Regions from separate parts of the Mus musculus genome. Here region 2 is linked to region 1. The links are chromatin loops, found by intact Hi-C in ENCODE. Cell type or tissue: heart. All regions are shown on one strand. Links, peaks and the distances in the headings refer to the core of each region. The heading gives the core; the rest is flanking DNA. Region 1 holds the start of Kpna2 (karyopherin (importin) alpha 2). Region 2 holds the start of Bptf (bromodomain PHD finger transcription factor).

What was found. Hi-C counts contacts between places; a loop is a spot of excess contacts. Peaks named below come from ENCODE experiments on the same cell type or tissue, not always from the same donor. Only the 100,000 strongest peaks of a DNase experiment are listed, where the experiment ranks them.
Region 2: it touches region 1 in a loop (3-fold over the local background); 1 of 42 quality-filtered maps calls a loop at or near these places.

The regions. Positions count from the first base shown.
Region 1 is chr11:106,998,187-107,001,086 of GRCm38, forward strand. It overlaps Kpna2 (karyopherin (importin) alpha 2), which reads right to left and starts at 1,339. Exons shown (of 11, transcript NM_010655.3): 1 at 1,173-1,339. Gm39424 (a long non-coding RNA gene) reads left to right here and starts at 1,283. Exons shown (of 3, transcript XR_880255.3): 1 at 1,283-1,363. In heart, for the core only: a CTCF peak has its summit at 1,311; a DNase peak (open chromatin) is centred at 1,345; H3K4me3 peaks cover 1,861 bases; H3K27ac peaks cover 1,912 bases.
Region 2 is chr11:107,130,750-107,133,649 of GRCm38, forward strand. It overlaps Bptf (bromodomain PHD finger transcription factor), which reads right to left and starts at 1,398. Exons shown (of 28, transcript NM_176850.3): 1 at 525-1,398. The coding sequence starts at 1,173. In heart, for the core only: CTCF peaks have their summits at 536, 1,561 and 1,781; DNase peaks (open chromatin) are centred at 702, 832 and 1,462; H3K4me3 peaks cover 2,103 bases; H3K27ac peaks cover 2,018 bases.

The sequences.
Region 1 (2,900 bases), core at 164-2,663:
GGCCAGCCTGGTCCACAGAGTTCCAGGACAGCCAGGGCTACACAGAGAAACCCTGCCTCGAAAAAACAAAAAGAAAGGAAGGAAGGAAGGAAATTAATTTTAAGACTTTTACCCAATATAGCTAAACTATTACCATTTGAGGATGTCATCAATACAGAAAAATTGAGATGTCTTACTGTTTTTATACACCTTCAAAATCCAATGGGTAGTTTAAGCACACGGGGCATCTCAACAGATTAGCGGCTTTTCAAACACTCAATAGTCTTAAGCCTCTAGCCAGCACGGTATTAAGTCAAGGATCTAAATTCTAGGCTCCATTAGTTAATAGAACACCAAGTAGGAGAACAATCTACGTCCTTTGTTTGTTTTATTTTTCGAGACAGGGTTTCTGTGTGTATCCCTGGCTGTCCTCGAACTCAAATCGGCCTGCCTCTGCCTCCCAAGTGCTGGGATTAAAGGCGTGCGCCAACAATGCCTGGCAACCATCTACGTCCTTAAGGCAATAAACGCAGCTCTCGTTTTCTGTTGATCGATGGCCAAAACGGATCCATACTAGTACCCTCTTGCAAGTTACATAAAGAATCGGTTCGTTCCATTATAGGGCCTTCCATCACATCATCGCTGTCAGCAATGGCATTAACGCCGCATCTTGCACACACTTCCAGAGAATGCATTCAGCCGGGATGACATCAGCTGTGATCAGTGGGGCTCGATAGAACCCAGGTGTGGTCGTCGCGAAGGGACAGGAACCCAAAGTACCCTGGTAAGCTAGTAGGTTTAACTGCTTTATGTCCGTCCTCGACCCTGACCCAGGTGATCCGGGTCAAGGGCTTAACTGGGGTGTCTTAACTGCCACCTTCATCCCCTGCCCAAAGCTGCGTCTCCTCCCCGGGGCAGAAGCATCAGGAAAGCGGCGGCACAGCCAGGTAGGTCCGCTCGACTGCGGCTGCCCTCCGGTCCCTCCACGCCGACCCGAGCCGCTCCCAGGCCTTCGCTGCCCTCCGCAGCGCCCGGCGTTGCCAACCCTGACCCCGGCGTGGCGAAACCAACCCGCCCCGAGGCCTGGTCGGAGCAGGGAGGCTCAGCTCCGGCCCGGGCGCGGCCTGCTCCCGCCCTCCGCCCCGCAGCCTTCCGTCCGGCCGTTACTGCTCAGGACCGGCTTCCGTTCCTACCTGTACAGCCGGCTCAGATTTCCACGAAAGGTGGTGCAGGACACTCAAGCTGCGGGTCGGCGGCTGTGGAAACGTCTGCTACCCTTCAGCCCTCAGATTTTGTGCCTCGTGCTGCCGGCCGGCGCGATTTAAATTTCCCGGTGACGCCGCGTTCCGATTGGCTGATTTGAGCCTAAGCTGCGCGTTCATTGGTAGGTTTGAAAAACACGTTAGGCGGGGGTGGGGGTGGGACGCAGACGCAGGTCGTAGGGGAAAAAAAAAAAAAAAGGTGGGGGTGGGGCGGTAAGCAGGGAAGCGTCGCGAGATGAGGGAGCGGCCGGGCAATCCCAGGGTGCCTTGCAGAAGGGTGACTCCAGATCTCAGCACACAGCATGGAGACCTGCGTTTCGTCTATGCTTAGATGGACACTGGGCCGTACCCTGTTTGCTTTCCCTGGGCTTGTCCTTAAACAAACACACGAAATTATTATTACACTTGTAAAAAAAGGCTTAGCTTGCGGTGATTGGCGCAGGCTTTTAATCCCAGCACTAGGAGTTCAAGGCAAACCTGGTTTATACAGCCAGGCCAACCAGGGCTAAATAGTGAGACCCTGTCTCAATCAACCAATCAGTCAATCAATCAATAAAAGAAAAGAGAAATATATTTACTTTAAAAAAATTTTACATCAGGAGCTGGTCACCGGGAGAACGTGGATCTGTGTGCCTCTTAACCATTAGTTGTATCACTATATTGTTTATAGTATTTGTTGATTATTTTATCTTTAGGCAATCATTAGTTGTATCGCTATATTATTGTTTGTGCTATTTACTGGTTATTTAATTTTTATCATGGGGAGTGGGATTGAGGCAGGGTCTCACATTAACAATAGAGCCCAGGCTAGCCTTGAACCTAATGCAATCCTTCCTCAACGTCAGTTCTGGGATTACAGACATGCCCCACTTTGTCCCGTGTGGTAAACTTTTAGATTACTTGGAAAATAAAGACAATGGAAGCCGGGCAGTGGTGGCGCACACCTTTAATCCCAGCATTCAGGAAGCAGAGGCAGGCGGATTTCTGAGTTCGAGGCCAGCATGGTCTACAGAGTGAGTTCCAGGACAGAAGCAAAAAAAAAAAAAAAAAAAGAAAAAGAAAAAGGACAATGGAAGCAGCAAATATGGTAACAATAATTTATTAGCCCGGTGGTGGTGGCGCACACCTTTAATCCCAGCACTTGGGAGGCAGAGGCAGGCGGATTTCTGAGTTCTCTGAGTTCGAAGCCAGCCTGGTCTACAGAGTAAGTTCCTGGACAGCCAGGGCTACACAGAGAAACCCTGTCTCGAAAAACAAAAACAAAAAACCAATAACTTATTAATACCTATTTTCTCCAAACCTTTAAAATTTTTTATTTATTTCTTTATTTTGCTCCCTTCCCCCAAACACACACACACACACACACACACACACACTTAATGGGTTTCTCTGTGTCTCTGTAGACCTGACTGAACTCCACAGACCTCAGAGTGCTGGGACTAAAGGCAGTGTGCCACCACTGCCTGCCTTCAAATACTTTAAAACTTGAGTAATTCTGAACACAGAATCACAAACCTTTGCCTAGACTTGCCAAATGTTAACATTTCGGCACATTTTAAAATATGTAACATGTATATAGTGTACACACACACACATATTTTAGCCTTTTCTCTAATTTGTTTTTGCTTTTCATGACATGGTTTCCTCTGTGTAGCCCTG
Region 2 (2,900 bases), core at 220-2,719, 130 kb after region 1:
CACCATCGAAATTCTCTTTTAAGGAACAGATAATTTTTCTTTTAAATCTAAAACAAAACGTATTAGACATGCAACGGTTTGCAAAGCAGGAGGCTTCTTTCATCGCAAAATAAATAAATAAAATACTCGTACCAAAACAAGGGGAGAAAGACGAACTCAATGGATACTTGTGTGCCAAAGTTTCAATCCTGCCTGGTGGAGCCACCGCACTTGGCACAAATTTTGAAGGGGATAAAGAGGGAGGGGGGAGAAGAGCGAACGAGTCTGTGGCCTGCAAACTGCAACAATGCAATCTCCATTTTGAACAATGCGCCTCTTTCCTCTTGCAAATCTAGTTTTGTTTTTGTCTTTTTTTTCTTTTTTTTTTTTTTTTTTTGTCACTAGACGCGCCGTGGCCTCCGCGTGGGGGACAGGCCGGGAAGGGGGGGGGGAGCTAGGAAGCAGGATGCACTGCACTGGAGAGGGAGCAAGCCAGGGGGAGGGAGGAGGTGGGGAAGGAGTCTCCCGGCGGCCTGGGTGGTTACCTGGAGTGCTGCTGTATGTACTATGGCTCCTGAAGCTGCTTTCCGTGCAGTAACTAGCGTCGTCGTCGTCGTCTTCCATCTCCTCCGGATAATCGGAGTCATCGTCGTCTTCTTCCATGTCATCTTCCTCCTCGTCCTCGGAATCCTGGGTCTCCTCGGCGTCGCCATCCTCCTCCTCCTCCTCGTCCTCCTCCGAGACCATGTCCTCCTCCTCGTCGTCGTCGTCACTCTCGTGGTCATCGTACACCACTTTGTTGACGGCGCGGCGGGCCGGGGTGGTCCGGGCCAGGTGGCCGCCCCCGCCCCCCGTCCTGCCGCCCCCGCCTCCTCGGCCCCCCCGGCCCGGGCCGCTGGCGCTGCTGCCGGAGGCCGGCGGTGGCGGTGGCGGCTGTTTCCTGCGGCCGCCCCCCCTGGGCGAGCTCAACCGGGTCTTGGGCGCCACCTCAGCCTGGGCGGCGGCCCACCTGCCCCGACTGCTGCCGCGGTGCCGCGAGCGCAGCCCCCCTATGGGTCCGGAGGCGGGCGGCGGCGGCGGCGGCGGTGGCGGCGGCGGTGGTGGCGGCGGCGGCGGCGGCGGCGGGGCCGGGGCGCAGCGCTCCGCAGCAGGAGCCGCGGGCTGCTTGGGCGGCCTGCCCCGCCGGCCCCTCATGTCGGAGCCGCGGCTTGCGGGGGGGTGGGGGGGGAGCGGAAGGGGTGGGGGAGGGGCGCGGGGGGCGCCGGGGCCGAGGGGGAGGGGAGGGCGCCGGGGTCCGGGCGGGAGGGGCGCGGCCCGGCAGCGGCGGGGTGGAGGGAGAAGGCTCAGTCCGAATTGCCGGGGCCCCGCTCCGGATCGCCTGCAGCCGCCATCTTGTTTCTTCCCTCTCGCTCGGTGACTGGGGGAACCGACAGCGGCCGCAGGCCCGGAGCGCGGTCACGTGAGCTGCGCCGCCCGACGAGCCTGGGACAGAGCGAGGCGGCGCGGCGGCCGCTAGGGGGAGCGCGGGAGCGGCGCGGCGGGGGCGGGGAGGCCCCGGAGCGCCCCTGCGCGGCTGCACGGCGGCGGCGCAGGAGCGAGATGGGTAGCGTGGGGTGTCCCCCCAGGCTGGGGTCTCCTCCTGGGAGACCACCTCCCCCTCAGCTGAGGTCTTAGGGAGACCTCAATGCGTGTCTCCCAAACCGGGGCCGGAAAACAGGGAATTTTCCTCCCAAGTCGCCGGTCCTTTTGGGAAACTAATGCAAAAAAAGGGGAGAGGGGCGTCTCGCGTAGAGGCACGACTTACAGACTGGGGGCAGTCACTACGCAAAGCCACCCACGCAGGTACAGGAGCTGGAGCTAAGTCAGTCCCAATAGAGAGCTCCCAAAGGCTTGGATCTAGAGGGTCCTGAAGTTGTTCCAGGAATGCACGCTGGGAGCCACACCCCCAGCGTGGTTTCACTGACTTTCCTGAGTTCCCACCCTCAGAGCCCGGGGTTAAATTCCAGAGCGTGGTTCCTAGCGGCCTCCAGGCACCTTTCTCTCTTCCCAGCTACGAACTTCCACACCTCAGCCAGAACTTAAGGATAGGAAGGATGGCGTCCTGTCTAGAATTGGCTTCACAAAGTTATGTGTTTGTGTTACCTGGAAATAATGTCTACCTGACAAATTACCAGTCTTGGTTTGACCTAGGGTGCTAGTCACTAAAGTGAAATCGCAGGCACATGCACCAAATGTTGCTAAATTGAGGTGGCTCAACACAGGGTCCTCGGGGTGGACTCTGGAAAGAAAAGAAAGGTTTAAGGAACCTATATGAGTGATTATTAATAGATGTGAGAACAGAAAAAGTAATTTGAAGAAAAATCGTTAATAGGATTCAGCCCACTAACTAACTGACTTATTACAATATAGTTCGGTGAATAGAAATGAAGTGAAAATTACTAATTGCCAACTAAGTTATTATGTATTCACTTTGGTTGATCTCTGAGAGTGGTAAACTTACCCACAGGGACCTCATAAGACACCAAAGGAAAGAAAGTAAGCCACAAGAGTTCTTGGGTAAACAAAGGCTGCAGCTATAGCAATGCAGGCCCAAATAAGCAGATCTTCTGATATTCCTTGGTGATAGTGGGTGTTTTATTTTGTTTTATTAGGGCAAGGTCTCGCTGTAAGGCCCTGGATAGCCTGGAAATCACTATGTAGACCAGGCTGCCCTCCAGCTCCTAGTAGAGATCCACCAGCCTCTGCTGGGAGCAAAGGTATATGGCACCACACCCTGCAGTGGTGGGTTTTGCCAGACTCTCACTATGAACTCCAAGCTGCTGTCAAACTTGTGAACCTCCTGCTTCAGCCTCACAAACTCTGGGATTACAGACAGGTCCCTCCATGCAGGTTTCAAATCTTCTATATTTTTCAAGAGACTA